Linked DNA regions of Homo sapiens: region 1 is linked to region 2. The links are chromatin contacts, found by Hi-C in ENCODE. All regions are on one chromosome and are shown on one strand. Each heading gives the region's core, a stretch centred on a gene start or an enhancer-like site at or near the end of the contact. The rest is flanking DNA. Distances are from core to core; before and after follow the strand shown.

The links. A loop is a pair of places that touch in the nucleus more often than their neighbours do.
Region 1: a loop to region 2 is called in a map of gastrocnemius medialis, with 2.7 times the contacts of the local background. The contact joins the promoter of LANCL1-AS1 here to the promoter of ACADL in region 2. A Hi-C loop is called at or near these places in 1 of 168 maps with a recorded cell type or tissue (gastrocnemius medialis).

Annotation. Positions count from the first base shown.
Region 1 is chr2:210,322,929-210,327,796 of GRCh38, reverse strand. LANCL1-AS1 (LANCL1 antisense RNA 1) reads right to left here and starts at 3,085. Exons shown (of 5, transcript NR_110606.1): 1 at 2,963-3,085.
Region 2 is chr2:210,223,966-210,228,627 of GRCh38, reverse strand. It overlaps ACADL (acyl-CoA dehydrogenase long chain), which reads left to right and starts at 3,181. Exons shown (of 11, transcript NM_001608.4): 1 at 3,181-3,441. The coding sequence starts at 3,365. It overlaps LOC124907972 (a long non-coding RNA gene), which reads right to left and starts at 46. Exons shown (of 2, transcript XR_007088064.1): 1 at 1-46.

The DNA.
Region 1 (4,868 bases), core at 1,836-4,335, 99 kb before region 2:
CCTGATTTTAATATATATTACAAGACTTTAACTAAAACAGCATAGTATTAGTATAAAAACAGTTACATAGACTAATGGAATAGAATGGAGAATCCAGGCCAGGTGCGATGGCTCATGCCTGTAATCCCAGAACTTTGGGAACCCGAGGCAGGCAGATCACTTAAGGCCAGGAGTTTGAGCTCAGTCTGGCCAACGTGGCAAAAACCCGTCTCTACTAAAAATACAAAAAATTAGCCAGGCATGGTGGTATGCACCTGTAATCCCAGCTACTCAGGAGGGAGAGGCAGGAGAATCGCTTAAACCTATGAGACGAAGGTTGCAGTGAGCTGAGATTTGCCTCTGTACTCCAGCCTGGGCAACAGAGCAAGACTCTCTCTCAGGAAAGAAAAAAAAAAATAGAGAATCCAGAAATAAATCCATGTATTTACAGCCTACTGATTTTTGACAAATGTGCCAAGAACATCCATTGGGGAAATGACAGTATCTTCAATTAATGGTGATGGGAAATTTGGATATCTACATGCAGAAGAATATAGGTATCTTCTATCTAAGCCCCTATCTTCACTACATCACATATTAATTCAAGGTACATTATAGACTTAAACACTTAAAACTATAAAACTACTAGAAGAAAACAGAGGGAAAACTCTTCAGTACATTGGTCCGGGCAAAGATCTTACACCTAAGACCTCAAAATCACAGGCAACAAAAACTAAAATAGACAAATGGTAGCATATTAAACCAAAAAGCTTCTGCATATCAAAAGAAACAACCAAGAGAGTGAAAAGACAACCTGTAAAATGGGAGAAAATATTTGTAAGCTATTCATCCAACAAGGCATTAATATCCAGAATATCAAGGAACTCAAACAATTCAACAACCAAAAAAAACCCCACAAATAATCATATTAAAAAGTGGGCAAAGGATATGAACAGATATTTCTGAAAGTAAGGCACACAAATGGCCATATACAAATGGTATATGAAAAAATACCCAACATCACTATGCATCAGAGAAATGCAAATGGAAACCACAATGAGATATCATCTTACTCCAGTTAGAATGGCTGTCATTAAAAAGATGAAAAATATCAGATTCTGGTGAGAATGCAGAGAAAAGGAAACTCTTAAACACTGTTGATGGGAAGGTAAATTAGTACAACCACTATGAAAAATAGTATGACGATTTCTTTAAAAACCAAAAAATAGAACTACCATACAATCCAGCAATCCTACTTCTGAGTATTTATCCAAAGGAAAAAGAAATCAGTACATGAATATGTGCACTTGCATGTTTATCTGAGCCCTTGTCACAATGGCAATAGGACAATAGCACTATCCAAACATCCATTTCTCTGTTGATAGACACTTAGGTAGAATCAATTCAGTAAACAATATAACCATGAGCACTGTCTCATGGAATTTATAGTCTAAGTGAGGACAATAATCAATAAATGATTCAATTATTATAAGCTATGAGTCCACCAAATGAAGTATTGCAATATGGGATGAGAGGAGTGGAACCTACTTTAGATAGGGTGATAAGTAAGACCCTTCTGAAGAGAGGACTTACTTCTAAGGTAAGACTTGAAAGGGAATAAAAACATTCATTCAAAGAAAGATTAGAAGAACAATTCAGGAAGAAAGAACAGCATATCATACTAAAGAATGAACTGAAGAAGGCCAGAATGTCTGTAGTCCAATATGTGAGGGGGAGAGTGGCAGGAGATGTTGCGGGAGCTCATCCATTTTTCATCAATATTCTAGGAAACATAAATCACTGGGAGAGGACACACTATGAAAATAACTCTACTCACACACCAGTCTGCTTTAGATAGGCCCTCTCCTTTACACCTAAATAAATATTTACAATTTGAGGGAAGAAATGGAATCAGCCTAAGCATAAGACATGAGGACTCAGAACTTGTTGGTTCCTCATCCTCCAAGCTCCAACCACAAGTTGTTTCTCCCTTTGCCAAGATATCTGGAATTTCCAGACTTGCAATATTAATGCACAGCCCTGTACATGGTCTTATATACCTATGATGACAGCCCAGTCATGAAGCTAGAGAAATGCAAAATAAGAAATTTTGCTAAAATTCTTTAGCAAAAGCTAAAGAATATGAAGACTAAATCTGAGGGAAACCCTAAGGTATATTGGATTTAACCATTATTGAAGACATAAAAAGGTTTAGTCAGAAAGTTTCTGGTGCTTCTCAAGGAATTAGTGACAGCTTTAGAGTGTGAAGACCACATTTCTTGAGTGTTCAGACTTAAAATTCTGTCTTTGTGTAAGACCTTTCAGACTCTGTTTGCTGAAGAAAGAGACTGAAATGTAAGACCTAGAAGTCATATTGTAACATTGCAGGCTAACCAGGTGTTGAGAGACCCCTTGCTATTTATTTAGCCATGTTGTAATGCCCTTTCCAATCCCAAATTCATTCTTGCTTCTAGAAGATTATTGAAGTGGGACTTGCGAGACATATAGTCTCTTTCAACAAACAGCAATATAATTCTTCCTTTACACATTCCAGGGAAGAAAAAAAAAATATCCTTTCCAGCTGGTACACAGGCTGTGATGCACTGGAACTACCTGAATCCTAACCGCCAAAAGGGCACCAGGGAGGATTTTAATATATGCAGTACGAGTGTGTCAAAAACAGCATCTTACGAGAGATTTAATCTGTTCATTTGAAAGAGTGCGGTACAAATGGTCCCGTGGGGCTCACCTCCAGGGCCGCCAACGATTTCACACTTGATGAGAATCAATATGTGTGCTTGGTCTTGACTACAAATATTTCATTAGAAGCTGAGAAAAGGGCCCCTGCTACCCCATTTTGCTTTCTTCCCGGCTTTACTGGTCCCAATTTCTTCCACGTCAGAAATGCCCATCACATTTCATATAAAAGAATGTATCCAGCAAATTAAAAAGCTAGAGACCTCAAGTTGAAATTAATACTTACAGGGTAACAGGTGTCTCACATTTTAAAAATCCTGGCACTGGTTTACAGCAGCATAAGAGTGCCCTTTGTGCTGTTTCCTCCTCTAGCAGAACTGCTCCAAACACAAGGACTGAGGCCGCCAGTCTCTCAAGAATGCCTAACGTGCCATAGGGTGGCCTCCTGGAGACATGAATACTCTCTTGGGCCCGAATTAGAAAACCTTGACCAGGACAAGTAGAAGCAAATGCACTGTCAGCCATGGGCTATTCTTATCCCTGCAGTTGTTGCCCATCTTCAAAATGGAGACAGCGAGACTCATGCTGTCTGAAGACCCTAAGACAGGCTTGACACAGGGTCCCTCTGTTTTTTTTATCCCACCCAATGTCATTCATTTTACTTTGGAAGGCAGTATTATTTCTTCTCCCTATCAAACTTTGTATTAAAGCATAACATACATTTGGAAAAATGCAGAAATCTTAAGTGTACAACTTGATGAATTATCACAAAGTGAACAAATTCATGTAACCACCAGCTCCTTCAACAAATTCATGTAAACACCAGCTCCTTCACTACCTGACCTTCCTCTCCACTACCCAACACTCCTCTCTACTACTATCCTGTCTTCGAATACCATCAGGTAGTTTCTCTTGGTCTTGAACTTTATATAAATGGAACCATAACACTGTGTGACACTGATCTATCTTATTACATGTACCTGTAGTTTGTTCATTCTTATTGCTGTGTAGTGTTCCATCACAAGGATATATGATATTCTATCCATTTTATTGCTAATGGGCATTTGGGTTGTTTCCAGTTTTGTGCAATTATGAATATCATTGCTAAAAATGTTTATGTACATTTTTTTTGAGACAGAGTCTTGCTCTTGTTGCCCAGGCTGGAGTGCAATGGTGTGATCTCAGCTCACTGTGACTTCTGCCTCCCGGGTTCAAGCAATTCTCCTGCCTCAGCCTCCCAAGTAGCTGGGATTATAGGTGCCCACCACCACACCTCGCTAAATTTTTGTATTTTTAATAGAGACAGGGTTTTGCCATGTTGGTCAGGCTGACCTCGAACTCCTGACCTCAGGTGATCCACCCACCTCAGCCTCCCAAAGTGCTGGGATTACAGGCGTGAGCCACCGTGCCCAACCTATGTACATCTTTATGCATATACATACACATTTGTGGGGGACACATGACTATGAGTGAAATTGTTGGCTTTTAAGATATGCACATGTTTAGTATTTATTCTTGGCCTTTTTGTCCTGGAGGGTGCTTTCCACTTAATTTCCCAGAAAAATATCAGCTGCCAAAATCTCTTTTGCCAGTTTGTTCTTGGAACTATGCTAAATATTGTAGGATGATGGTGAGTTAATGGGCAGTCATTGCCCTTGGACATTTATGCTCTCAATTCCTTCTCAGGAGGCAACCAAGAAGGATTTCTGATCAATAGTCTGACCATTCGGTTACTGTTTTCTTACTGCCACAGCCCCTTTTCTTGAGGTAGTCTCTGCATCGTGTGCCCTTTCTTGCCATGGTCTGGGATTTTCTGTCCCTTTCATACTCCCTCTCTCTTGCCAGAATCACATACTACAGCATCAGAATTACCCAGTGAAGCAATCTCTGAGCAATTTTAATCACTATAAATGTCCTTCCTTGAGAAATCCTACACCCCCACCTCCAGGGGAAGCAGCATGTTAACCATGTAAAGAATCACGCTGACTCAATTTCTACATGACTTACTATCTGCTTCATAAAACAAGATTCCGGAGCACTGGTTCCAGCTTGGCCCTGGATATATCATGACCTCTAACAAGGTAACTCTGAGAGCAAAAGAAGAAAAATACCAGTCTTCACTTACACAAGTATTGGATTTATTAACTGTTAAAGAAACAATACTAGTTAAAAACTTAGTGACGAAAGGAGTG
Region 2 (4,662 bases), core at 1,932-4,431:
GGGTCAAGAGCACTGTCCCGTCTCATCAAGGGTATTAAAAGGTGGAGTTGGCCAGGCGCAGTGGCTCACACCAGCAATCCCAGCACTTTGGGAGACCTAGGTGGGCGGATCACCCGAGGTCGGGAGTTCAAGACCAGCCTGACCAACATGGAGAAACCCAGTGTCTACTAAAAATACAAAATTAGCTGGGCGTGGTGGCGCATGCCTGTAATCCCAGCTACGCCAGAGGTTGTGGCAGAAGAATCTCTTGAACCCAGGAGGTGGAGGTTGCGCAGAGCAGATGCTTCTTTCTCTTGATTGAAAGAAAGGAAGGATGGGCATGTAGATATATTTGAGAGAGGAGATGGGAAGTTGAAGAAGTTTGCAGCAAATTGAGATAAGCACAGGATGGCTAGTTTTGAAAGAAAATAAATAAAGCTCTTGAATTAAAAATGTGATTCATGGCCCACATAGTTTTAGTTCATAAGCTGACACTCAACAATATTAACATTAAATTATAGATTAATTTGACTAAATATTTTCCCTTTGATAAAGACACCTATCACCCAAGGAATGTACTTTACAGAAGTAATAACTTTCAGTTTCATGTGGAGTTTAAGCAAATACATTCAGGTTTCTATGGAAATAATGTTAAACCTATGTACTCAAATAAAGCTAAAAGTGTTGTGTTTTGTTTTTTTCTGTTTGTTTGTTTCTGAGACAGGGTCTCACTCTGTCACCCAGGCTGGACTGCAATGGCGCAATCTCGGCTCACAGCAGCCTTGACCTCCTGGGCTCAGGTGATCTTTGCACCTCAGCCTCCTGAGTAGCGGGGACTGCAGGCATAGGCCACCAAGCCTGGCTAATTTTTGGTAGATATAGGGTTTTGCCATGTTTCCCAGAGCCTGGCCTAGAACTTCTGGACTCAAGCAATCCACCTGCTTTGGCCTCCCAAAGTATTGGGATTACAGGAGTGAGCCACCGTGTCTGGCCTTAAAAGATTGTTAAATGGAGACCAGGTGGAATTACTATGGCAAAGGGCATGTATTGCCAGCAAAATCTTCCCATGAAGGCTTATCTTACCCTAAATACAAATCAGCTATGAAGAGGAATAATTCTGTATTATGCAAGCAAAATGGTTTAGCAATCATCCTTGTGACATTGTCCAAGATCTATATTACAGAATTACAGATGCTTAGATTTCTTTAGTCTAAGACTGTAATGCACTAAAACTTATGCAACACTTCTATATTTGATTAGATAAGTTTTGCTTTGCACCAGGGGAAATAAATAAATACTTTTTCTAATGAGCTCTGTATACAATGACTATAAAAAAAAAAAAAAGGAGAGCCCTAGAAGATAAATTTTATAACTTTTCTTTTACTTTGAGCAGTTTTTCCTTATAAATGTGTATGATTAATATTTTGGTCATATTATATTATAGGTATGGCTCATAGAGAAGCAATTTAGAAGCAGATTAGGGTTTGAAGTTGGAAGCTTAAACAAATCCATTCTTAATCCTGACAATAAAGTTTACTGTCAAAATTGTTGGTTACAGATACTTAAATTGCTATTTATTTTTTTAAAGAAAATGTTCCAAAACATAAAACAGTAACTAGTTTTGAGACCATTGTCCTCTATAAGGGAAAAGAAAATATTTCAGACACATTTAACAGATGCCAATTTCAGTTTCTCAATTATGTCATCAAGGTATTCTTCAAACCAAATATAAAAATATATATATAATTTCTAATCACTCACTTTTTATACATTTATAAACAGGCAGATACAGATACAGATACAGACACAGGCAGTTATTTGGGTTAAAGAAGCTGGCATTTTCATGGGGTTTAGAAAGGACCGTGTAGTCCATGACATTTACTACCAGGTATCAGAGGAAAAGCATAAGCAGTTCCTTTTCTTGAACATTTGCCTTCTAATTGAATAGGCATTGGAATACACAAAGTAGAGGGTTTTTTTAAAGGATTTGTTCTTTCTTTTATCTACTACAAAATATGAGTATTTCTCAATGATGACAATAATAATTACCATTTATCGAATGTTTATTGTATTCCTGTCTTTGTGCCAACCACCTGACCTCCGTTATCTGAAAAATCTTTCCAACAACCCTATGACATAGATATTGTTATTCTTCATTTACAGGTGAGTAAATGGAGGTTTACATTTGTATGGAACATGTTCTGCTACTTGAGATAATGGGAATAGGAGCCTAGGAGGGCTAAAAGCAAGGAGCCAGCAAGTCTAGACACATTCCAGAGGACATTATGTCAGTCATGCAAGCCCTGCCTCAGCTTTCTTCCCAACCCTCAGCCTTTTTTCCCAACAGTATATAAATAATGTGGTGTTCCTTTCAATACAGGTGTCTCTAATGCTAGTTTGTTCCATTCTTGGTGAAGTTAATTTGAATCACATTTGGTTAGCATGTTTATCAGTTTTTTTCTACTGAGTTTCCTTTTGTGAAGTAAGAACAAATATGTTTATGAATGTAGAGTTAGCTGTGCTAAAATTAAATGAAAAGTCAAGCAAACTACCCAGATAGTTTAAGCCAATCACCCAGGATTTCATGAACCCTTTGAGCCATTTATGTTTCCCTTGAGGGATATTTCACATCTTTTACCTGAGAGTTCTACAGGGCATGCTTTTATTAGTTGAAATGTCACTGAGGGCGAGAGTAATTGTTCAACGGATGTACTTGAACTTGGACATTTAAGAATTAACAGAACGGGCTGGGCGCAGTGGCTCACGCCTGTAATCCCAGCACTTTGGGAGGCCGAGGCGGGAGGATCACGAGGTCAGGAGACCGAGACCTTTCTGGCTAACACGGTGAAATCCTGTCTCTACTAAATCCTGTGTCGGATTAATTCGTTCTACTTGCTATTACCAATAAATAGCATGGGCTCCCAGAGCTATGCCTGGCTAACTCTATCACCTTCAAGGGTTTGCTCAAACTATTCAGCCTACTTTAAGTAAATCAATTTCCAAGGTTACAAAATAAACTTCACGTACATTTTTATGGTTAGGTATTTGCGCGTATTTGGGGGCTCCATAGCTTTCATCCGTTACTCAAAGCGCTTCAGGACGCTAAAAAGGCTCAGAGCTGCTTCGATAAACAAGAAAGAATGCTGCAAGCAAAGGCAGCAGTTTCGCTGTAAAATCCTATTGCTGACAGCCAAGACGGGCGTATTCCCTCGCGACCAGCCTGTGGCGTGGTTGGGGCTCCGGAAGGGCGCGCGCGAGCGCTTTTTTGGGAGGACACCACAGGTGGACGCCTCAGCTGATCGTCCTCCCTCCCGGGGACCCTGCCCCGAGTCGCCGAGTAGCCGCAGAGTCGCCTCCGTCGCCCCGCCGCCCCTGTGTTTCGGACATGGCCGCACGCCTTCTCCGAGGGTCCCTACGCGTCCTGGGCGGCCACCGTGCGCCGCGCCAGCTGCCCGCCGCGCGGTGAGTGCCAGCCGGGACTTCCGCGGCTGCAGGCCGGGAGGCTGTGGGGTGGGGCAGCGAGTCACTCCTGTCGCTGGCTTGAAGCAGGGCGGTGCGCGCGCGGCTGGGAGTGCTCCCCAACTCCGGCGCCGGGCTAGAGCTGGCCTCCTTTCCTGGATCCCGCGGACTGGGTGCAACCAGCATCTGGGCGGAGGAAAAAGGGGTGTCAGCCGTGCCGCCCCGAGAACAGACCGCCGAGCCCACGTCGGGGAAAGCCGAAAGATTTCTCCAGAAGTTCATTCCGGAGCCCCAATCCAACCCGTCTAGTTCAGCGGCCTGCAGTGGGACCCGGGAGCCTGCGTTTTGGGAGGAGGTGGTCACCCCCTGGGCCCGGCTGCAGGAGCGCGGGCTGCGATCTGTGTCCCAGTTCGAGCTGTGAACCCGGCGTTCCCCACGGCTTAGACTCGCCGCGCGGTAGTGAACTTGGGACCCGGACTCAGTGCCCGGGCTGCGGCGCGGACCAGAATTGTCCAGGACAAACTGGGCTAGAAATGACCTGGCGAGGGTTCCATCAAACAAGGAAATTAGCTTTAGATATATCAACAAATCTAACTAAATACAGAGGATTAATGAAGACAGAGTCTAAGTAGTTCAGTGACTACTAAGGTGGTGTTTATAATATGATCAAAAGTTTCAGATACTGTCTGATGCATAAAATCTATTCACTGGGTAAACAAATTGGAAGCATGGAGAATTCATTATTTAATAAGGGTGAAGGAACTGGCAAATTTGCGAATGACAGCATTGGTGTAAGCTACTCTAATTTTATTTGAGAGCTATGAAACAAAATGCCTACTTTTCCTGGGGAGATTTGGGAAGACGTCACTGAGAAGGTGACTTTTCTTTAGGATACATACTTAACTCTTCCTTGGAACATTATAAGACAGTGATCCTCAAACTTTTTTTTTTTTTTTTTTTTTTTTGAGACAGAGTCTCACTCTGTCGCCCAGGCTGGAGTGCAGTGGCGCGATCTTGGCTCACTGCTGCAACCTCCGCCTCCCGTGTTCAAGCAATTCTCCTGCCTCAGCTTTCCTGAGTAGCTGGGACTACAGGCACGCACCACCACACCCGGCTGATCTTTTTAGTAGAGACGGGGGTTTCACCATATTGACCAGGCTGGGCTCAAACTCCTGACCTCGTGATCTGCCCGCCTCGGTCTCCCAAAGTGCTGCCTCAAAACTT